Linked DNA regions of Homo sapiens: regions 2 and 3 are each linked to region 1. Evidence: chromatin loops called from intact Hi-C (ENCODE). Cell type or tissue: K562. All regions are shown on one strand.

Evidence for each region. A loop is a pair of places that touch in the nucleus more often than their neighbours do. Peaks named below come from ENCODE experiments on the same cell type or tissue, not always from the same donor. Only the 100,000 strongest peaks of a DNase experiment are listed, where the experiment ranks them.
Region 2: a loop joins it to region 1, with 2.2 times the contacts of the local background. A loop is called at or near these places in 15 of 110 quality-filtered maps.
Region 3: it touches region 1 in a loop (13-fold over the local background); 15 of 110 quality-filtered maps call a loop at or near these places.

Annotation. Positions count from the first base shown.
Region 1 is chr5:116,027,381-116,035,380 of GRCh38, reverse strand. It overlaps LVRN (laeverin), which reads right to left. Exons shown (of 20, transcript NM_173800.5): 20 at 7,775-8,000. It overlaps ARL14EPL (ARF like GTPase 14 effector protein like), which reads right to left and starts at 2,909. Exons shown (of 4, transcript NM_001195581.2): 1 at 2,876-2,909. RefSeq lists an enhancer at 3,265-3,314. In K562, a CTCF peak has its summit at 3,054 (motif pointing right); a DNase peak (open chromatin) is centred at 3,060.
Region 2 is chr5:115,826,627-115,834,626 of GRCh38, reverse strand. It overlaps ATG12 (autophagy related 12), which reads left to right. Exons shown (of 4, transcript NM_004707.4): 3 at 1,963-2,025; 4 at 2,764-6,427. The coding sequence ends at 2,823. It overlaps LOC124901049 (a long non-coding RNA gene), which reads right to left. Exons shown (of 2, transcript XR_007058908.1): 2 at 1,745-2,376. Among named protein-coding and RNA genes, the nearest start is that of ATG12, 11 kb to the left of the region's middle. In K562, a CTCF peak has its summit at 3,272 (motif pointing right); a DNase peak (open chromatin) is centred at 3,286.
Region 3 is chr5:115,883,422-115,891,421 of GRCh38, reverse strand. The region is part of intron 3 of AP3S1 (adaptor related protein complex 3 subunit sigma 1); the gene reads right to left. Among named protein-coding and RNA genes, the nearest start is that of AP3S1, 45 kb to the right of the region's middle. In K562, a CTCF peak has its summit at 3,210; no DNase peak of the experiment used is centred here.

The DNA of each region.
Region 1 (8,000 bases):
CAGTGCTGACTCCCAGTACCCCCACGATTAATGAGCAATCACTGTGGTTGATGACAAATGAAGTACCTACTGAAGCAAGTGTCCTCGCGGACCAAGTGGCTGCTTTGTTTAACCATTGTGAGGATAATATGGTGAGATAGCTATTTTGTGTGCACTGGAGTGCTTAGGAGATGAAAATGACCAGCTTGAGACATGGTCAGAGAACCAGAAAACTTCTAAGGCAGCTGTAAAAGAGTCTCTTAAGTTTTCTAGCTGCTCTGCGGGATATATCATTACAATGCAAGTTGAATTCAGAGCCTTGCCAAGGCTCAAGTGCAAGCATTAGAACATTGATTGGGAAGGAGAGAGATCCTGAGATTTGGAATAAGGACATCTGGGTGAAATCAAACAAAATGAAAATCTTATACTCCTTCATCCAAACTTCTACATTCTAGTAACTTTAACCTTTGCCCATTATTCCCCCGTTTTGAGACTGAGAACTAGTTCCTGAGCTATAACTTGGGGTTCTTCTTTTGTTTTTTCACTTCTCTAATACTTGTTTAACAAATCCTTAACATTGAAATCTCTTTGCTAAAACAAACAAACAAAATTAGTCTGGTTTCTGTTTTTCTAACTGAAGCCTACTGGACACACTGCCTCATAGGGGTATTTTGAGGCTGAGACAAGGCATATATAGCACATAGCTCAAATGGTATATCACCCACAGAAGACACTCAGCAGGTAGAAGAATTTTCCTGCTGATCACATCTCTTCCCTACTTCGTTGTACTACTTCTAGTTGAGCAGGTCAAAACTTCTCTCTGAACTTATTTATAAAAGGAGGTAACATTTCTCTAAAAATGGGGGTATGTGTTGGGGGAAGTGAAGGAAAACATCAACCTTGTGAAGAAATAAATAATACTTCATTTCTAGTGCTACTACTAGTACTTTCATCCTGCCGCCCTCTCACAGGAGTTCATAAATACTGAGGCCACCCTCTAGTGCTAAGTGATCAGAAAGGCCTCCTGCTCACTATTGACAAGTCAAAGGAACACTTTCTGGAAGAAACCATAGGTATTCTCTGTTACGGGGCATTCTCAGGACAATCTCCTAAATGAACCCTGAGAGCCCTGGCATCACTAAGGATTGTCCCTACCCAAAGGAAATGATGGGACTAACCGCCTTTGTTGATCTCAAGTAAGACATGCTAACACTAAAGAACTATTTTCAAAGACAAGGTGATCATTTCACAGAGGATAGAAAACCCAAAACTCTCACAAACCCCATGCTTAGAGCCCCTTTAATCCTCTGATGTGTATCTGTGAATCCTGAGAGTCTAGGACTCATCACGTCATCAAAATAGTCCACTTTCAGTAGAAACCTGAGAGCAGAGAAGGTGACAGCCTCATCTCATTGCTTGGCATTGTTTGTGAGAGAAAGCAAAGAAAGTGAGGAAGCCTTTATATCGTGCTATTTCTTTTCCATGGCAATCAAAATAATTAAAGCGCAGTTCAGCTGAGGACAGGCAAGTGTTCACATACACACTATTCCCACAAACATATACTCTATTTTAAATACACACACAGCCTTTTTTTCACGAAACAAACTTTTTAGCAAACAAAATAAGTTATAATATACTTTTAAGAATATAGCTTGGGTAGAAAGAGTTTGTACTAAAAAGCCTGCAACTTATTATTTTGAAAATCTTGATCCAAGGATCTACATTTTTAAAATAGAGTAGATAATATCTACCTGTATTTTTCATTTTTTCATTCTGTGCCTCTAAATTCCATTTAGAATTTTGAAGTCATGTTGTACCACCCAAATCAAGATAATTTTATTCATCTAGTTAGATTTTCTTCAGTGAAAAAATTACAGGTGATCTTAATTTATGATGAAGTTATGTCCCCATAAGCCTATAGTAAGTTGAAAATGCATTTAATGCACCAAACATCATAGCTTAGCATAGTCTACCTCAAATGTTCTGAGAACACTTACATTAGCCTCCAGTTGGGCAACATCATCTAACACAAAGCCTATTTTATAATAAAATGTTGAAAATCTCATGTAATTAATGGAATACTACACTAAAAGTGAAAAAAATAGAATAGCTCTGTAGGTACTCAAAGTATGGTTACTATTGAATTTGTATCACTTTTGCACCACTGGAAAGTATGAAAATAGTAACTCAAACCACGGTAAGTCGGGGATTTCCTGTAGTAAAAGGAGGTGGTAATATGTACCTAGCAGAGAGTTGTTATTTCACTTCTACTAGAGTGTAACAATTAAGAATACATAGCTATAGGCCGGGTGTGGGGGCTCACACCTGGAATCCCAGCACTTTGGCAGGCTGAGGCAGGTGGATCACTTGAGCCCAGGAGCTCAAGACCAGCCCAGGCAACATGGTGAAACCCCATCTCAACTAAAAATACAAAAAATTGTCCAGGCATGGTGGTGCACACCTGTAGTCCCAGCTACTCAGGAGGCTGAGGTGGGAGAATCACCTGAGCCCAGGAAGTCGAGGCTGCGGCGAGCGGAGATGGCAGCACTGCACTCCAGCCTGCATTGACAGACTGACACCCTGTTTCAAAAAAACAAAAACAAAAACCACCACAACAAAAAACTCAGAATACACAGCTATGTATCAGGAATTATATGCTACCTTCCAAGGTCCCCAGTGGATGCCTGAAACCATGGATAGTATCCTACTCTATATACACTACGGTTTTTCCTGTACATATGTACTTAAGATAAAGTTAATTTATAAATTAGGCACAGTAAGAAATTAACAACAGTAACTAACAATAAAATAGAACAATTATAACAATACATTGTAATTAAAAATATGCAAATATGGTATCTTTCTCTTTCAAAATATCTTATTGTACTGTACTCACGCTTCTTATGATGATGTAAAATGGTCAAATGGCTACGTGATGGGATGAAGTGAGGGCAATAACACAGGTATTGTGACGTAGATGGAAAATTCCAGAAATAAACAACTCTTAAGTTTCAAACTGTGCACTGTTCTGAGTGGTGCGATGAAATCTCTTGCCCTCCTGCTTCGGCCCACTGGATGGCAATGAGTCACCACGTAGTCACCTTGGCGATTAGAGCAACTGTTGCAGTATTGCAGTGCTTGTGTTCAAGTGACCCTTATTGTACTTAATAGTGGCCCCAAAACACAGGGTAGTGATGTAATATTTTTGAACTATAGTTGACCCCGAGTAACTGAAACTGTGGAAAATGAAACTGCAGCTAAGGGAAGACTACTTTACTATACATCTAGACGTGTACTGATTATACAAAATGGTAAAATATTATTAGCTATAACTGTAACATGGACTAAGTCAAGTTGTTAGCATAATAATTTCAAGTTACATGATTCACCCATGTATATGTAAAAGTCTTCCCAAAAGGCTTAGTGAAATTGTAAGATTTAATATTTTTAGAAGTATAAACACTACAGACTTTTATATAAAAGTTTCAAACAAGTTTTATTTAAAAGTGTAATGACTTACATTTATTTTTCATTTATATAGCTTTGTTAATTTAGAGTAACACATTTTAAAATTTTTAGTTTTTAGTTCCTCTGGTTGAAGATGGGAAGCGTTGACTGAAACAAGAAATTAAGTCTTTTCGGACAACTTGAATTTCCAACTTGGGCATAATTATTAAAATGCTTAGTAGATAACTTCAGGATTGTGGCTGTGGCCATTACCAAATTTGAAAGAAAAAAGTGACTTGAAATGAAAGTGCATTGCAGTTCCAGTAACAAATAGATGATAAACTTTATTTATCTTAAGTTTAATTTATTCAGAAACTTACAGAAAAGCTGGAGTTACTATAAAAATATTTTTTTTCCTGAATCAATAGGTTACTGCTTCACTCCTTCATGTATATTTCTTACAACCAAAATATTTTCTACATAAATACAACAAGCCATCAAAGTTGAGAAATTAACAATGATAGCATCTAATCTTCAGACTCCACCCAAGTTTTGCCAATTGTCCCAGTAATGTTAGTCTTTTATGGCGAAAGGAACCAGTTCAGGACCACACACTACATTCAGTTGTCATGTCTCTAAGCTCCTTCAGTCTAGAACAGATCCTCTGTCTTTCCTTGACTTTCATGACCTTGAGACTTGGATATTATTTTTGTGACATGTCCCTCAGTTTGTTTTTTCTTCATTATTAGATTCATGTTATGCAGTTTTGTTAGAAGTATAACAAGAGTAACAATGTAGTTTGTCATTTCATCTTATTAAATGGAATAAAATTTCTATTTATTCCACTGCAATGGAATATCATTGGAATTCATCACTTGATGAAGGTGACATCTGCCAGGCTTTTCCACTGTAAATTACTCATTTTGCCTTCATTATTCAACTGTACTTTGTGGGAAAGTACTTTGAAATTATGTAAATACCCTTCCTCATCAAAATTTTAATTGTTATTTAGCTCATGATTTCTTATTTTATTCCCTTATTGCCTTTATTATTATGATTCTCAAATTTTCCCACATTTGGCCAGTGGGGTTCTCTTCAAGCTGGCTTTTGTGCCCATTTGGTATGTCCCAATTATTTTTTTAGTACTTCCTTGCTTTTTGCTTCAAAAGATGTTCCACTTTTAATTGCCCCTTTCCCTTCCTGTCCTGGCCCTGAAATCAGCCATTTCTTCAAGGAACTTTGGGTTCTTTAGTGGAGAATGGCATCTAGAAGCCAAGATATGGGCAATAGCTGTGCTCATTATTAGGGTTGTCTTAGTTTGAGCTGCCATAACAATATACCATAGACTGGGTGGTTTAAGCAGTAGACATTTATTTCTCACAGTTCTGGAGGCTGGAAGGTCCAGTATCAAGGTGCCGACAGCTTCGGTTCCTGGTGAGAGCACTCCTCCTGGCTTGTAGGCAGCCGCCTCCTCTCTCTGTGTTCACATGCCATTTTTGGTGCATGCACACGGAGGGTGAGAGAATGCTCTGGTGTCTCTTCCTCTTCTTGTAAGGGCACTTATCACATCATGTGGGCTCCAACCTTAAGACCTCATCTAAACCTAAATACCTCCCAAAGTCCTCACCTCCAAATACTATTACCTTGGGGGTTAGAGCTTCAACATATGAATTGTTGGGGGATACATTCAGTCCATAACTAGGTGTTACTGCTGCTACTGTCTCTCAGGAGGGAAGCTAGAGTCTAAATCCATTAGGTTGGTGCAAAAGTAATTGCAGGTTTTGCCATTACTTTTACTCTTTCTCTATCTCTATATAAATAGAGATAGAGATGATGTAGATATAGCTATATTAGGTTGGTGCAAAAGTAATTCTGGTTTTTGCCACTAAAAGTAATGGCAAAAAAATATATCTGTATCTATGTATATACAGATAAAGAGCAAAATATATCTACACATATTACAGCTATTTATTACATACTTTACAGATACTTATAAATCTATCTATATATTGAAAACCATGAGTCCATACAAATACTTCCAATTCCATACCAGAACAGTTCATTCTTGTTCCCTTCGAGTATCTGTAACTCCCTTCTCCAACAGTGAGAAGCCTGGATCCTATTATGGATATATTTTCTTGTTTGACCCATAACCCTGTGGTAACCCACCTCCTATATCTGCCTCTGTCCTTCCCCATATGGATTCCCTTCTTACCCTCCCCAGGCTCTGATACCTCATACTAGGCCACCTTCCAACATATGGGCATCCTCTTTACCCCACAAAGACTTCAACTACCCATTCTGGGTTACACAACCCCCATTAGATACTCTTCTCACCCTATCTGGGCTCTAAGTCACCGTGTCATAACTCCCTTCGCCACCGTGTGGTAACCTTATTCACCCTGTCTGGGTTCTGATATCCCACTGTGATCTCCCCTCCTCTGTGTGGATTCTTTCTTCACCCCATTCAAACTCTTAAGCCCACTTCAGGTCATGGGCCACCATGGCTCCCCCTCAATTCCCACTGGTTCAGATGCCACCTTGCTCTATTTCACCTCTAGGACTGACTTATTTATGAAGGGAAGGGAAGAGGAAGAGTCCAAATAACTCCTAAATATATGTGTTGTACAGATTACCTTTGCTAAATCTTGTTGAATTAGAAGAATGAGCCAAAGGCAACATATGTATGGTTTCAAATGCTGCTAACTGTGCTAAATCATTCTTTGTGTGGGGGAGGCAGTTATATTTACTTGTAAGCATCCCCTAAGGCTTTGCTTTGAACATGGTAATCCTGCTAGAGTTTGGATGAGAAAAAGACAGCTTTTATTGGAGCAAAGAATGGATTAAACAGGAAAAGTAACTAAGACGAGCTACCTTTTAAATCTCATCTCACTTTGCTTCTTCATGCCTTCCCCAGAATAAATTGCTATACAGATTGGTCCCAGGGATCTAAATTACAAAAAATGCTGAACATCACACTAAGACATCTGTTCTTCCATTTAAAATCAACAATGGCAAGTCACTGAATGGGGTTGGGCAAAAAAAAAAAGCATAAGATTGTGAGAAAAAATTTAATTTCGAATTATGAAATTGGAAAAAATCATGACTATATTGTATATTTTGTTAATTATTTTCAAGATGAAAGGTATACAATAAATGGACTGGGTCAGGGAAATCATTTTATAGTTGGGGTGCTAACAGATAAGCTGTTTTTATTGGTTAATAAAGTATTTATGCCACACAGAAAATCAGCCTCGGTACCACTCCCTGACTTGTTACTGCATTATTGCTATCACAGAAACCAATCAACAATTACTTGTTTTTATAGTTTGTATAAGGTAAAGCATAATAAAATGCAGTGCTTAAGTAGCCAGCTTCATCCAAGTAAGTAAAAATGGTATATCATCCATTTTTTCCCCATATTTAGAGGAAAGACTATTAATTAAATATTTGGGAATTTGATTTTGGAGAAACGCCTTCAGCACTATTTAATTACTACAGAAGCTAAGATGTAATAGGATTCAGTTTAACTTTTAACAGTCTGGAGAGACCAGCCTACATGCTCTTTTGGCAAGATCAGTAGTTCTTGGCATCACCCAATACCAGGCATCAGAGCCTTCTTGACACTGAGTGTCAGCCTCAAAGCACGCTTGGTGGACTGAGAGCATGGTTGGGTAGGAAGATCAAGGAGCAAGGATAAGAACAACCAGGCAGAAGTAAGGCAGAGATTACTGGAAAGAGGAGAAAGGAGAAAAGGGGAGAAGGGAAGAGGCAGCTTGATAGAGAAAGAACGGGAGTGGAAACAGAGGAGAGAGCTATGTATGGCTTGAATGTGTCCCTCCAAGGTCATGTGTTGGAAACTTAATCCTCAATGCAATGTTGAGAGGTGGGACTTTTAAGAGGTGATTAGGTCATGAAGGTTCTGCCTTCATGAATAGATTAGTGCTGTTATCATGGGAGTTGGCTAGTTGTCTTGGGAGAGGGTTCCTGATAAAAAAGATGAGTTCAGTCCTCTTCCCTCTTCTTTCTCTTGCCCTCTTGCCTTGTACCATGGGATGATACAGCAGGAAGGCCCTAGTGAGATGCAGGCCCCTCGACCTTGGAATCTCCAGCCTTCAGAATGGTAAGAAACTCATCTCTGTTCTTCATAAATTACCCAGTCTAAGGTATTCTATGACAGCAGCACAAAATGGACTAAGACACAGAAGAAGAAGAGGAAGAGAAAAGCAGTTGAGAGGACAAGTGAAGACAAAGTTATTGAAAGATGAGATTCATTATCAGAGGAAATATGGGAAATATAGAATGAGTGTTTAAGAAAAAAAACAGGAAGGTATCTCAGCTACAACACTTTGTAGGCATGCAGATATTTTATTGCTGAAAATTTACATTTCTACATTTGAAGAAAAAATTCTCTGACCTATGACCTGTGGCCAAGTCTGAGTAGCCTGTGCTTTCGTTTGTCCACGTGGTGAAGTCCCACAGCCTCCCCTGACACTCAGGGAGAATCCTCTTGTGAATCAAATACAAAAGCAAACGTTTGTTTTGTATTTTCATTTATGGCTGCCTTAACTTAT
Region 2 (8,000 bases), 200 kb after region 1:
CCACTAGACAGAGAGCTTTATAACCAGAATAACTAGAGACATCAATTTAAAGACTGCTGATTTAAAAGCAGAAAGAAAAAAAAGCTGATTTAAAGGCAAAGTAATTAATAAAACTAACTAATTTTGTCTGCCCAAGTTCTTGCAGTTTGGAAATAATACTTCCATGGAATTTTACTTTCACAAACCTGGAGTAACTACATGTACTTTAAAGTAACAAATTATACGCCACTTAGCGATTCTGCAGTGGAATTGATGATGTTAACCTGTTACTTATATAGAGCTTTATAGTATGCAAACAGATTTATGTCTTTCTGTCTTTTGAACTAACTGAATTGCTTTTTTAAAATTTCCAGTTAACACCTGTTACAAAATCACATTGAATGCCTTTGGTTGGTTCTCTGCTCCATCGAGTCTGCTGTTTTCTGTGAACACAACACCATCTTACTCTTTGTCTCCTTTGCCTGTGAAGTCCTGATTACTGCTTTCTTCACCTGGTTAAATCCTGCTTATTTCTTATTTCCCACAAAGCCATCACTGACCCTTTTGCTAGGCTAGAGTAGTGTACATTTCTGTACGCTACATACTTCATTAGATGTACTTTTCTCACCCGTATTTATTCATGTGTGTCTCTGCCTCTCCTACAGATTATAAGCTCATTGAGGGAAGAGATCACATTAATCTTCATAGTTCCATGTACAATTCTCAGCACATCATAGACACTGATAAACTAAGCTGTTATTGAGAGCCCTTCCCCTCATTTATAATGTACAAGAGTAAAATCTGGATTTGCTCATAAATTGTCAGGCACTGAACACAAATTATATCTGTATTACAAAAAATTCACATTATAATGCACATTGTTTTCTGTTACAGTTCTGAAATTTTTGTGCCAGAACTCTACTCAGCCATAACCACAAATTGATATTTCAGCATGAACTATTTAAAGATAATTTAACAATAACGTCTATTGAGTACATATACCAGGCACTGAAAGTTAGTGTATTATCTCATTTTGTCTTTCCTAACAGACCCAAGAGGTATAGGTCCTATTATTTTCCATATCTTACAAATAAAGAGGATGAGAGATTATTTGTAAAGCCAGGATTCAAACCCAGGTGTGTCTCAGAGCCTATACACTTAATCACCACACTATATTGGCTAAGAGAGATGCAAGCAATATTGATGGTTCATGGTTGGTGATCAAAATAGTATCTGTCAACCAACTATTCTGATACTTTTTTTTTTAAATACTAAGTTTAATCCAGGACATTTTAGTCCCAAATTTGGATATTAAAGGAAAACTAAATATGTTACCTGCAAATAAAGTTTTGTTTTCCAAAAAGAAAATTATTAAAGGGCACTTCAACACTGTGACTTTAAGTACTAGAAATATTTTAGTAAAAACAGACTAAACTGAAACATTGAGCAGTGAATCCTTTAAAGAGCAAGGTTATAAGGTTTTAATTGTTACTTTTTTTCCTGCTTCATTTGCCTGTAAGTGACTTTATTAAAAAACCTAAGTATATATGTCATACATTTACCCAAGGAAAGTGTACAAACTACCTTGAATATTAGACATATTGATTTTTGGCTGTGTGCCTGTGTAATTATCTTAGGAGAAATTCTTTGTGGGTAAGTGGGGACATTTTTACGATAATGTAATTTCTTGAATAGCCAGCTCTTCAAAAGCTATTTGTAAAAAATATTTAAAAGTTTCTTAGTTATACAAAGTTAGGAACCACTGTTCTAGGAACTGGAATTGTGTTATTTTTATTCCTCTGGAGGAAAAATGAGATCTTCGTAATGATCTCTTTAAATTGACTATTTAGAAAAGTTAGGAGTTCAGAGAAGCTTTCTTCAATTGTGAAAACAATACAAAATAGCTAGCTGATTGGAATGCAGAAAAATGCAGATTAATCAGGATACCATTAAACATCTCTGTTTTTCCTTCCTTTCTTGTAGTTTATTTATGTGAATCAGTCCTTTGCTCCTTCCCCAGACCAAGAAGTTGGAACTCTCTATGAGGTAAAAAAAAAAAAAAAAAAAAAAAAAAAAGAAAGAAATTACTGCTTTTTTTTCTTAATCGAGTATGCACATCTGTATAATATGTATATTGTGTAGTATTGTTAATTCACATTTTTATTTCAAGAGATGGCATGCCATTCTTAATTTTCTGGGGTAGAAAAGATGACTTTCTTGTTCTGTTATCTAACATCTTGATCATAGAAAGATATTAATAAATTATACAATGATTGAAGAACCAAGGAATAAATTACATTTCAAAGTCATCTTCATGATTCTCATAAAGTAAGGCTTTTTCTTTATCTACATTTGATTTCTTCTACATTGTTCTTATAATCTGTTATCCAAATCTGCCTACAAGAAATTGAGAAAACAGCATAAGAATGACTGTTTAACATCTTACAGAGTCATTGTAATAGTTATTAGAGTACACATACTAGCACCACTACTAGAAAACAGCTAAAATTACATATATTGTGGTTGGACATGTAGAGAAAGGACAAGATTAAAATACATAAGCTCATTCATGCCTAAGATGCTTAAAGGACAGATTTTATTAAACACTTAGGATTATTAATATGTGTCTGATAGAAACAGGCATCCTTTGAAAGAGATAGCCTGTAACATAGGTAACTTAATATACGTGTGTGGATATTTATGATACATGTGGCATTTATCTTCTTAGTTTCATCTAAGAATAATAAAAGATTGAGTTTGATTTATTGCCTTTTTTTTTTGTAGTGTTTTGGCAGTGATGGTAAACTGGTTTTACATTACTGCAAGTCTCAGGCGTGGGGATGAACCACAAAGAAAATCAACTTGCTACTACATGAAATGGATTTTCACGGAAGAGACAGCTCTGAAAAGTTTTGATGCTTGTGGCAAGAGACTTAACAGATGTGATCTATTTAGTATGTGTCTACTCTATGTTTATGCATAAGAAAACATCCATAGCATGAATGGACTCAGAAAAATGTGATTTGTATTAATGCACCAGTCATCATAAAAGATGGTCATGATAGTACACCCATTGCTCCTACTTGTTACTATTATTGCTGCAGATCTGCCTCCAAGGTTGAAAAGGAGACTAAGACTGTATAAACATCTTCATTGTCAGTTCTCAAAATGACTGAAATTGTTTTCATGGTAAAAGTTAATATACTAAAGGGTTCCTTTTTTTTTAATGTTTACATTTATCTCTATGTTTACCTTTTTAGTCACATTGACCTGCTGGCTGAATACCTCAAATAGTCCAGTAGAGGGCAGTCCACCAGGCAGAAAAGGTTAGGCGTTTTGGTTTCACATCTTTGCTGGGGAATAATAGGGGAAATGGCTGTTTTTGCTAATTTTTAGCTAATATCTAGCCAGGAGAGCAAGCACATAGGACAGACTGAAAGACTGTAATTTTACACAATACACATGGCTTAATTATTTTATTGGGATACAGAAAAATATAAATTCTGGACAAATAAGTCATATACCTGTTTTCAGTCCTAACATTTAAGGATTCTTGAGTCCCAATCACATAACTGTGGTGTTACTCTGTCATTTATATGGTGTCAAAAGCACTTGATGAGTAAACCCAGTAGCATCTTTTTGAGTGTTTCATAATGCATTTTCCAACTTGAAAACAATAATTGAAAAATAGCCTTATTGTATATTTTATGCCATGACTAAAAGTGCCATTTTTACTGATGCTATTAGACTGATAATTTCTTGAAGTGAAATTTAACCTTTTTTTCTCTTTAGTATTATGTTTATAATGCCATATTTTTAGAAAGCATTCCAGATCAGGCATGGTGGCTTACACCTGTAATCCCAGCACTTTGGAAGGCTGAGGTGTGGGGATTGCGTGAAGCCACAAGTTTGAGACCAGCCTGGTTAGCAAGGCAAGATCCCCAACTCTACAAAAAAATAAAAATTAAAAAAAAATTATTAGGCTGCAGAGGCAAGAGGATCCCCTGAGCCCAGAAGTTCAAGGGTATAGTGAGTCGTGATTGTACCACTGCATTCCTGCTGAGCAACAGAGTGAGACCCCATCTCAAAAAAGAAAAAAAAAGGCATTCTAGTAAATCGAATGTAATGTGAATGGAATTTCAAAACAGGATCTAAGATGGTATGTAGTAGAATTCAAAGTAATATCATTTTAAAGTTAAATGAGTATGGAAAAGGTCTGTTCTCTAGTTTTGTCCAGTTCAGTTTACTGAAGGAATATATTTAATTATATTCATATATTTAACAAATAAAAATATGTTGAATTTTCGTATTGTTTGCCACTGAGGGTTCAGATGATAGACCTCAAAAAATCGAAAATACTGGTTGAAATTTGTAGCATCCATTTAGTTATTCTTTTTGACCTAAATAACTTAATAGTTTATTAAATCTAAGGTTAGCTAAATATGTAGCTAACCTTATTTGTTTTCTTTCCTAACAACTCTGAAGAATACATAGGACTTTGCACTTTTTTTTTTTTTTTTTTTTTTTAAAGAGACAGCGTTTCGGTCTTGTTGCCCAGGCTGGACTGTAATGGCACAATCTTGGCTCATTGCAACCTCTACCTCCCGGGTTCAAGTGATTCTCCTGCCTCAGCCTCCTGAGTAGCTGGGATTACAGGCACCTGCCACCACACCCGCCTAATTTTTTGTTATTTTTAGTGGAGACAGGGTTTTACCATTTTGGCCAGGCTGGTCTCAAACTCCTGACTGACCTCAGGTGATCCACCCGCCTTGGCCTCCCAAAGTGCTGGGATTATAGGTGTGAGCCACCGTGCCGGGCCTGGACTTTGTACTTTTTCAAATCATATTTAATTATTTCTTGATCTTTACTCAAAGAATTATTCTGCGCTAAATTTGCAACATTAAACAATAATTAAGCCTGGATCCGATAAGTTATTGGGTGACTAGAACCTACAACACAATTTATTTTTAATTTAAACTCTCAAGTCTGATTAAACTTGGGGGAAAAACTGAACATTCAGGTGATATTTTAAATTTTCTTTGTGACTAAATAGATGTCATTAATATCATGCTTCATCTTACTGTGCATAGATGACCCATGGCACACAAAGTATATGTATAATATTGCAATATTGTACTTCCATCTTTAAAAGTATGCCAAAGACTTCATAATGAATTCACCATATTTAAGGAATAAGGCAAATTAATGTTTATCCGAAATCAAAATGAGATTGGATAATTCCTGGAATCTGATTTCTGTAAGTTTCAGTCCTAAAGGGACCTTAAATATCTACTAGAACGAAGTACAGTGTATTTCTCAGATTACATGACATTAGTCAACCAATTTAGTTGTAACACAAAGTGAGAAAGCCTTAGGTGTTGAAGGAGTGTGAAAATAAAAATCTCTTTTCATGCAGTTTCTGCTTCATTTTCCAAGGATTATAATATGCTGAGTAAACTTTTGGCACTAAGGAAGCCAGCTACAGGCCACGTAATGAAAACTATTCAGAAAACAGTTCAGCAAATACTACTATTTGAATACAGTTCAAATCGTATTTATATAAATACTCTGCCTACATTATTTAACCCAAACTGGATTATTCACCATTCTTTGAAGATGCCTTGTGTTTTCTGTTATCTACTTCTGCTCGTGCAGTTTACTTACACCTTCACCCTTTCAAATCCTAACTCTTCTTCAAGGCCTGATTCAGATTTTAACTTTTTAAAGGCTATCTGAATCATTCAAGGAGAAGATACCCTTTCTCTCATAAAAACACTTAGAGCAAACTACCACTATTAAATCACTTATTGCATACTGCCTCAGAGCCATGTGTCCAGTTATTCTGGTTTTTATCTGGTACCCACACACACATAATACTTAGTACATTTCCTTATATGTAAATAATTAGTAATGTAACACATCGAGTGAATGAAATTGTGATTAGCAAAGTATGACAGCTAAAAACAAAGGAAATTTTGTATAGTTTAAGTTTTTGTACAGCAGAAGGTAATGGAAAATATTTGCAACATATGACAGTGTTTTTAATGTCTTAAGTATATGAAGAATTTGTTTCAATTGGTAAGAAAAGACCAACTGAAAAATAGGCAAAACATACCAAATTTCGATTCACAAAAAGATACAAATGGCCAACAAAACATGAAACACCTTGAACCCCATTGGTTACAAAAAATACAAATAAAAACAATGCTGACTGACAATAAAAATAATGTACATCTTGCTATTAGCAGAGTTGTGGGGAAATCCTGTCATATTTTGGTGAATAGAATATGAGTTGGTATATCACTTTTAGGGGGCCATTTGGCAATATCAAAAACCTTGAAACGTAAGTATAAACTTCAGTTTGTTCGTATAACCTGTCATTCACATATTGAGTGCCTACTATGTCCTAAATATTGGAATAACACTAATAAAGCTCATAAGAGACTAATAAAGTCCCTGTTCTTGGAGTCACTTTCATGTTGACTCAAGGGGGTAGGACAGATTTTCAGATTTGAATTTAAATCTCGGAAGTTTTTAAAATAGAATTTTTAGAAATAATGGAAAGTAATTTGATACCTGATACTAGCTACTATACCCATGTTTTCGTATTTAATATTAATGAAAGATAAAACGTGAGTAAAATCTTTAGAGGAATCCTTATAAATCAATTCCCATAGTTCCTTCTGTCATAGCTGATACACATGAATCTAGGTTGATTACTTCTAGTGATAGACAAAAAGGATGTCCTGTCCATTTTGAGATGGCTCTATTTGTTTCATAACTGCCTTTCTTACAACATGGCAAAATCTGCCTCCTTGCTTCCTCCAAGTATTTGTTCCCAGTTCTTTTATCTACATCTACAAAACATACCTTTCCCCCTTTCCTGCCCCACTTTTCCCAAGTCTTGTCTTAAGAATGATAAATCCATCCCTATAGTTGCTTAGAATCTTGACTCTCTTCCAACCCAGTTTCAATCCATCAGCTTTACTACCCAAAGCAATCTACAGATTCAATGCAATTGCTACCAAAATACCAGTGACATTCTTCACTGACATAGAGAAAAAAAAATCTAAAATTTGTATGGAACCACAAAAGACCCAGAACAGCCAAAGCCATCCTGAGCAAAAATAGCAAAGCCAGAGGCATCACATTACTGGGCCTCAAATTATGTACTACAAAGCTATAGTAACAAAAACAGCATGATAGAAGCATAAAAACAAGACACAGACCAAGGGAACAGAATAGAGAACCCAGAAGTAAATCCATGTATTTACTTACAGTCAACTCTTTTGACAAAGACACTAAGAACATACATTGGGGAAAGGACAATCTCTTCTATAATAAATGGTGCAGGCAGAACTGAGTATCCAAATGCAGAAGAATGAAATTAGACCCCTCTCTCACCATATACAAAAATCAGAATAGATTAAAGACTTAAATGTAAGACTTGAAATTATGAAGAGAAAATTGGGGAAACCAAAAGTTTAAGCTGGGCAAAGATTTCTTGTAAGACCTCAAAAACACAACCAATGTGAAAATGAGCAAATGAGATGACATCAAGCTAAAAAGCTGCACAGCAGAGGAAACAAAGTGAAGAAATATGCTACAGAATGGGCAAAAATATTTGCAAACTACTCATCTGACAAGGAATTAAAAACGAATATATAAAGAGCTTAATAGCAAAAAAAAATTAAAAATAGGCAAAAGATCTGAATAGGTGTTTCTTAGAAGATATCAAAACGGGCAACAGGTATATGAAAAAATGCTCAACATCACTAATCACCAGGGAAATGCAAATCAAAACTAAATGAGCTATCACACCCCAGTTTAAATGACTTATCCAAAAGACAGGCAATAATGGATGCTGGTGAGGATGTGGAGAAAGAATACTTGTACACTGTTGGTGGGAGTGTAGATAACTAAAGCTACTAAGGAGAAGAGTATGAAGTTTCCTCAAAAAATGAAGAAAAGAACTACTGTGTAATCCAGCATTCTCACTGCTGGTTGTAAACCCAAAGGTA
Region 3 (8,000 bases), 140 kb after region 1:
GAAGTGGGGGCAGCCTTGTGGGACTGTGTCATGGGATCTGATACTATCCCCACGTAGATACTGTCAGCACTGAATTACAGGACACCCAGCAGGAGAACTGCTTGGTGTGTGGGGGACAAACTCCCAAATATCTGGTGTCAGATGTATTGTACTGAGTGACTGTGGAAGTAGAGGCAAAAAAAATCTTGTATGTTCCCTTTACAACAGGTCAGCCACAAGTGAGATTTTAGTTTAATTTTTTGGTAGGTAAAAAATTAGTATCATTTAGTATCCACCCAAACTCCCAACTTTATCTATTTCTCCTCAAGGCCCTGGTGACATGGTGCCTGAAATGACTTTACTCATTCTATTTCTAACTAATTCAGATACATTTTTCCTCTTTGATACAACAGACTCCTGTTATGAGGACTGAATGGGGTAATGCTGCTTGAACACAGAGTAAGCAATTAACAAATATTAACTTTTTGGAGAGAGTAATAATAGGAGTGAAGAGAGGAAAATTTTCACTGTTACCAGGGCAGCCCTGATGAAACAGCTGGGAAAGGTCTTTTCCTAGACCCCTATTAATGGGCACATCTGCTTAAAGAAACTAGACAGCCTGGGATGATACCAGAGCTCCGGAAACAACTCAAGTTACTGGTGACATTTCCATTGAGAAAGAAGAAAATATTTACTTTTAAAATAGTCTTTAACTTAGAAATCATTTGAATACTTATTTAGAAAATCATAGTTAAAAGTTATGGAAAATAAAGCCACTTAAGTTCCACCCCCACCTAAGTATTTACTTAAGTGTAACATACACATAGAAAAGTACAAAAATCATAACATATAACATAAATTTTTCTGTATAATCAACACTCAAATCATGTTTTAACATTACCAGCATTATAGAAGCCTTCTCAGAGTCCATCAGTCACTTATCAACCATCAAAGGTAACCAATACCCAACTTCCTAACACTATGAATACATTTTATCTATGTCTGAACCATATTAAAATGAGATTATAGGATACATGCTCTTTTGTGAGTGGCTTCTTTTATTCATTGTTATTTTTTGTGAGATTTATTCAGGTTATTACATAATACAACAGCTAATCATTCTTAGTTGTACAGTATGCCACTGAATTAGAATATCACAGTGTGTCCATTCTACTGGTGACATAAATTTGTGTTGTTTCCAGTATGGTGCCATTACAATTAGTACTGTTAAGAACATTTCTTACACATCTTTTAGTGAACATATATATACGTATACACATATCTACTGATTGTATACTTGGAGTAGAACTGCTAGGTCAAAGAGTCGTGTAGGTTAAGCTTTAGTATACAGTGTCAAATAGACTTTCAAAACGATTATACGCACTTAGACTTTAAATAGCAGTATATGAGAGTTTCTGTAGTTCCATAGCCTTTTCACCACCTTATGTTATCCATCTTTTAACTTTAACCATACTCAAGGGTGTGTGGTGGTATATGATGGTATTAATTTGTACTTCTCTGATATAAGACTGCGTACCTTTTCATTTGTATTACCCATTTAGATATCTATTTTCATAATGCCTGTTCAAGATTTCTGCTCATTTTCTATTGGTCTTTTTATCATTTTTTTTTAAAGACATGGTTTCACTATGTTGCCCAGGCTGGTCTCAAACTCCTGGGCTCAAGCAATCCTTCCACCTCAGACACCTGAGTAGCTGGGATTACAAGGGTCTGTATTTTCTTATTGATGTATAGGAATTCTTTATATAGTCTAGCTACAGTCTTTTGTCATATGTATTACAAATACCTTTGCCAGTTCTGTGGCTTGCCTTTTCATTCTCCTAACAGTGCCCTTGGAAGAACAGAATTTTTCCATTCCAATAAAATCCAATTTTTCAGTTTTCTTCTTTGTAGTTAACATTGTTTTATGTCCACTTTAAGGAATCTTGGCTTACAGCAAGGTCAGGAAAGAGATTCACTCAGAAGAAAACAAAAGCTTTATTATTTTACTCTTCATGTTTGGACCAAATTTATCTGAAATTGATTTCTGTGTATGACGTGGAGTGGTCTTACTTGATTTTAAATCATTATTAGATTTACTAATCAGAATACAATTTCCAGTATGCCTTTATTTTTTCTTTCTTAATTTTTCTAGTTCCATTGATTACCTATATGTTGCAGTCATACTTTTTTAACCATGAGAAGACCATCTTGGTAAAAATGCTGTCTAAATAGTTCCCCTTCACTTACATGTATTTATAAAAGATCAGCAGAACCTACTAAATGTGCAGATTATATTGGGCAAAAAAGAAAAAAAAGTTCGTGATAGCATTAAGTGTGCCTCTGGTAAAGTATGGAGTGGTAAAAAACATGGGTTGCCTATAGAGGCAGCACAGTACTGTGTTGAGGATACATGCTTTGAAACCAGGAAGACATACATGCCTTCAAATCCCTGCTCTGTGGCCTCAAGTATCATTTAACTCCTTTAAATCTCAGAACTATAAGATAGAGATAAAACTACTTACTTTTCTGGATTATCATAAAAATTGAGTTAAACAATTTAGATAGAGTGCCCAGCACAGTTCCGAAGACCCATTTAATAAATGGCAGCCAGAATTATTTATCTGGCTGTTCAAAATACATGATAATTATAAAATTAAAATAGAAATAGAAAATTATAATTCTGCTGATAAATACTGATATAAAAGGAAGATAACTACATGCCACAACTACCAAGACACTGTAATTTGTTAACTTAGGAAGAAAAAAATGCTGTCCACATTTAATCCAGAACAATATCACATGTAAAAAAATGTGAATACTATAAAAAAAGTACCCTGCAACAAAATGTCATTATAACTGCATGTTATTAATTTATGAAAAAAATTCTTAAAATTTAAAGCACTCAGATACTCTGTTCAGTTTTAAAAAATCAACAAACCTTCTTCAAAAGACTTTCTAATTTTCTTTTGATTTAGCAAAAATTATTTAATATCATCAGAAATCTAGAGCCCTAAGGTCCATCACACACTGATGATCTGTTACATGCACAAGGCCAACAAAAAACAAATAACTGACAATCTGAAGTGAAGAAATTAAGGGGGAAAAATTAGAGTCTCGATGGTTCTAACCATAACAACAATAAAAAAATTGCTGTTGCATTATTATTTCACAAGTAGAAAGATAAAAGGAGCTAAGACCTAGAAGTATCATAGTAAACAGCACCCTCTTGTGCTTCAACTTTAAAATGATATAAAGTTTAAAGCCAATTTCAATATAACAGGTATCTAACTACTACTGAGTAGCTACTCAGGTGCCAGGGATATAAAACCAAAGACCTAAACTCTGTCCTCAAGGAATTCAAAAGCTGGTGGGAGAAAAATTACTTCCAATTTACAAAAAGAATAATATTTTAAATTGTCCTGCATTTTAATTACCTAGTATTCAAAAAATAAATATAAAAAGTAAATAGATTTCGAAAAATGCCTCCTCCAAATATAAAGAGTCCTCCTTTCCCATGCTATTCTAGTTATAAAACATGCTTGTGTTTTCTTTATCTTTACATCCAAGCCACAAAGAGTAACCTATACATCCAGGCCACAAAGAGTAACAGGTATCTATTATATGACAGCTTTGTAGTTAGTACTCAAGAGCACAAACTTTAGCATGTGTATACTTAAATTCTAGCCTTGCCTCTAACTCTGAGATCCAGGGCAAGTTATTTAACACTAAGCCTCAGTTTCTTATCTGGGCATAATAATGGTAACTATATCATAGAGTTGTTTTAGTGATTAAATGAATAAATATAAAGGGCTTACAACAATGTCTCACAAAAGAAAACACTCAATATACATTAGCTAGTATTATAATACCAAACACACGGAGAAATAAAAATGTACACAAGATAAAATAAAAATACCACAAATTACCCTTAAACAATACCACTTATTTGGCAGACCCCTTTTTGAGTTTCTAAGTAAAAAAAAAAATTGGTTTCTGGGTTTAGAAATTTCTGTTAAAATTCAGGAGAAACAGATCCTGCTGTTTTGAATCTACAATAATAAATGAAAAAAAAAAAGGGTTACACTGACATGTTATAAGATACGAAAAGTCTTTAGTGCAAAAATAGGAGGCATAAATTTAAGGATACTAATATGCTGAAGCCAAAAAATTATTTTTTTATCACCAGCAAGATGTTCTAGAGAGAAATATCTTGGTTTAACTCAAACCAATAACTAAAAAATACCATTACAAATATTGAATGTACCAGCAGAGCTAGGGAAGACAAACTGAACGTAAAATCACATCATTTACCTTTGAAGAACAATTATGAATGTAGCCTAGGTACACTCTCCAATAGGTACCCACTGCATGTACTATTAAGAATCTTTAAAGTATGGTGTTTAAGATATGTAAATAGCACTTGACTCAATATATGACTGCATTCTGGACTGGATTTCTATTAAACCTCACTTGGACACTCACATGCCAGTGATGACAATGTTAGCAAAAACAGTCATTTATTGTGCATTTACTATGTACCATGCACTTAACACATAATGAACTCAACGTCAATATAGAGAAATTAAGAGCTGAAGAAAGGACCATCTACCTTCTATATCATGTCATAATAATTCTGAAAGAGTTTACATTAATGATTCCTTCTCTGTGATTTATAGAAAGTTAATTATAATAACAGCTAGCATTTACTTGGTACAGGTGATCTTTGAACAACAGTGGGGTTGGGATGCTGACTCTCCACACAGTTGAAAATCTGCGTACAACTTTTGACTCACTAAAAACCTAACTACAATGGCCTGCTGTTGACCAGAAGCCTTACCGATAACATAAACAGTCGACTAGTACACATTTTTTGTTATATGTATTCTATACTGCAATCTTACAATAAAACGAGCTAGAGAAGAAATGTTATTAAGAAAATCATAAGGAAGAGAACATATATTTACTCTTCATTTAGTGGAAATGGTTCATCATAAATATCTTTATCTTCGTCTTCACATTGAGTAGACTAAGGAAGATGAGGGGTTGGTTTTGCTGTCTCAGGGGTGGCAGAGGTGGAAGAAGTGGAGGAGGTGGAATGGGAGGCACGAGAGGCAGGTACACTCAGTGTAATCTTTATCTTAAAAAATCTGTGTATAAGTTGACCCACACAGTTCAAACCTGTGTTGTTCAAGAGTCAACTCTACACAGTATTGTGGCATTACCACTGTTCCGACTGCTTTAAGTATATTATTTTATTTGAGCCTTTGCAGTAATCCCATAAGGCAACTACTTTTATCATCAACCATTTGCAGAAGAGTAATCTAAAGCAAAAGGTTAACCACTAACACTTAATGGTAGAGTCCTGATTCAAATCTCAAAAATCTAATTCCAGAACCCACATCAACAACAAATAATATATTATTTCTAATGTAGTAAGAAGTGATCATTTAGAAAATATGGAAAATACAGAAAAGTATAAAGCAAAAATTTGAACTGTCCATACTTACAGCACCCACATAAATCTACTGTTAACAGTTAAAATCTCATTCAAAACTTCCTTTTAAGTGAAGAAATAGAAAAAGAACTAACTACAAACACAGGCTTTTCACACCATTCTTTAAAGTATTTCATCCACCTAAATCAAATGATAAAATTTAAGGAGAACAAAATAAATTAACAAAAGTATTCAACACGGTGATGGTTAATATTAGCTGTTAACTTGAGTGAAGGACGCCTAGATAGCTGGTAAAGTATTGTTTCTGGGTGTGTCTTTGAGGGTGTTGCCAGAGGAGATTGACATTTGAGTCAGTGGACTGGGAGAGGAAAACCTGCCCTCAATGTGGGTGGGCACCATCCAACTGGCTGCCAGCGTGGCTAGAACAAAGCAGGCAAAAGAAGGTTAAATAACCTTGCTTGCTGAGTCTTCTGGCTTTCATCTTTCTCCCATACTGATTGCTTCCTTTGGTTCCTCCTGCCCTGAAACATCAGACTCCAGGTTCTTCAGCCTTTGGACTCTTGGATTTACACCAGTGGTTTGCCAGGGAACTCTCTGGCCTTTGACCACAGACTGAAGGCTGCACTGTTGGCTTCCCTGTTTTTGAGGCTTTTGGACTCGGACTGAGCCACTACTGGCTTCTTTCTTCCCCAGCTTGCAGACGGCCTATTGTAGGACTTTGCCTTGTGATTGTGTGAGCCAATTCTCCCTAATAAACTAACTCCCCTTCATATATACATATATCCTGTCAGGTCTGTCTCTCTGGAGAACACTGACTAATACAAATGGAAAGTCATTAATGTTGTCTTTGGAACCAGGAGGAAGATAATGAAATATCTCAAGAAAGCAGAAGAAATGGAAATACAACTAACATGGTAAATTATGCTGGCCGTCATGTTAGTGCAGACTTCTGGAAGTAGAAAGAAGTAATAATAGTTAAGTTCATAATATTAAGTTATATGGCTATGATTTCAACCCAGGAAGAACTCTGAGATCAACCATTTTTCTATGTGATAGAATGTCTGTATCAGTGTTCCTATCAGTGTGTTAGTAAAGAATCAGTCTTGGGATCAGGCCAGGGCCTCTCAAGTCAACATGTAATAACCTCAGAAACTAGGAAAAAAAAATGGTTGCCTTACTAGTTAAGTGATTTTTTAACCCAGAAAAATTTAAAGTAACAGAAATTATGATGTGAACCTATAATATTAATATTTTCATGTTAAGTTTAGAAAGACTCTGTATAGTTGATATTTAAATACTTAAGCCTTAAAAAATGTGGTATTGTAAGAATACTTAACAGACTAGGCTTTTATAAATCTATGTAAACGTGAATATCCAATTGGAATGGGATTTTTCTTGTTGTTGTTGTTGGAGACGAAGTCTCACCCTGTCACCCAGGCTGGAGTACAAAGGTGTGATTTCAACTCACAGCAACCTCCACTCCCCTCCCCGCCTGGGGTTCAAGTGATTCTCCTGCCTCAGCCTCCCAAGTAGCTGGGATTACAGGCGCGCACCACCATGCCCGGCTAATTTTTTGTATCTTTAGTAGAGACGGGGTTTCACCATGTTGGCCAGGCTGGTCTCAAACTTCTGACCTCGTGATCCACCTGACTTTTTAAGCTGAAAAGTAAAGGAAAATTTGCCTACACTATTAGAATACTTAAGATAACTTAAGAGTAACCATAATATATGAACTTCTAAAAATTAAGAGATATTTAAAAATTTGAGAAAGTATGCCAAAATATGAGCATAAAAATAAAACATATTAAATATATAAATTCCGTTTAAAATACAGGCACTGCTTGTTTTATAGGGTACCACATTAATAGATCTCAGCAACCACTGAACTGTGCAAAGTGATAAACATGGTTTCTATAAACATGAATTATTACCATGGTAATCTGCAAAGTGAGGAGTGCTTGTACTATAGGAAATTTAATTGTTTCAGTCCCTCCATTTAAGCGACTTAATTTGATTTGTATGTTGAATTTAGAATTCTAAGAAAGAACCGGGTTTATGAATTTGTTAAGGTTAATAAGTATTATTAAAACTGAAAGTAACCTCTGAATAATTTCTTTCTGTGTACAAAACTACTCCTGAGAACATTTTTTAAAGCTCATATTGATATAAATTGTCAAAACTATATTTAAACTCCCAAGCAAAAGCTGATTTTTAAAATGGTATTTCGCCTAAAAATACATTCTTCTACCTATAGTTGAATATGGTATGATTGATATTTTGAGCAGTGACTTTAAAAGAGTAAAAATATTACAAAGGAGGTGGATGGCAAGATGGCCGAATAGGAACAGATCCAGTCTGCAGCTCCCAGCGAGATCAACGCAGAAGGCGGGTGATTTCTGCATTTCCAACCGAGGTACCTGGCTCATCTCATTGGGACTGGTGAGATAGCGAGTGTAGCCAACAAAGGGTGAGCAGAAGCAGGGTGGGGCATCATCTCACCTAGGAAGCGTAAGGGGTTGAGGAACTCCCTCCTGTAGCCAAGGGAAGTTGTGAGGGACTGTGC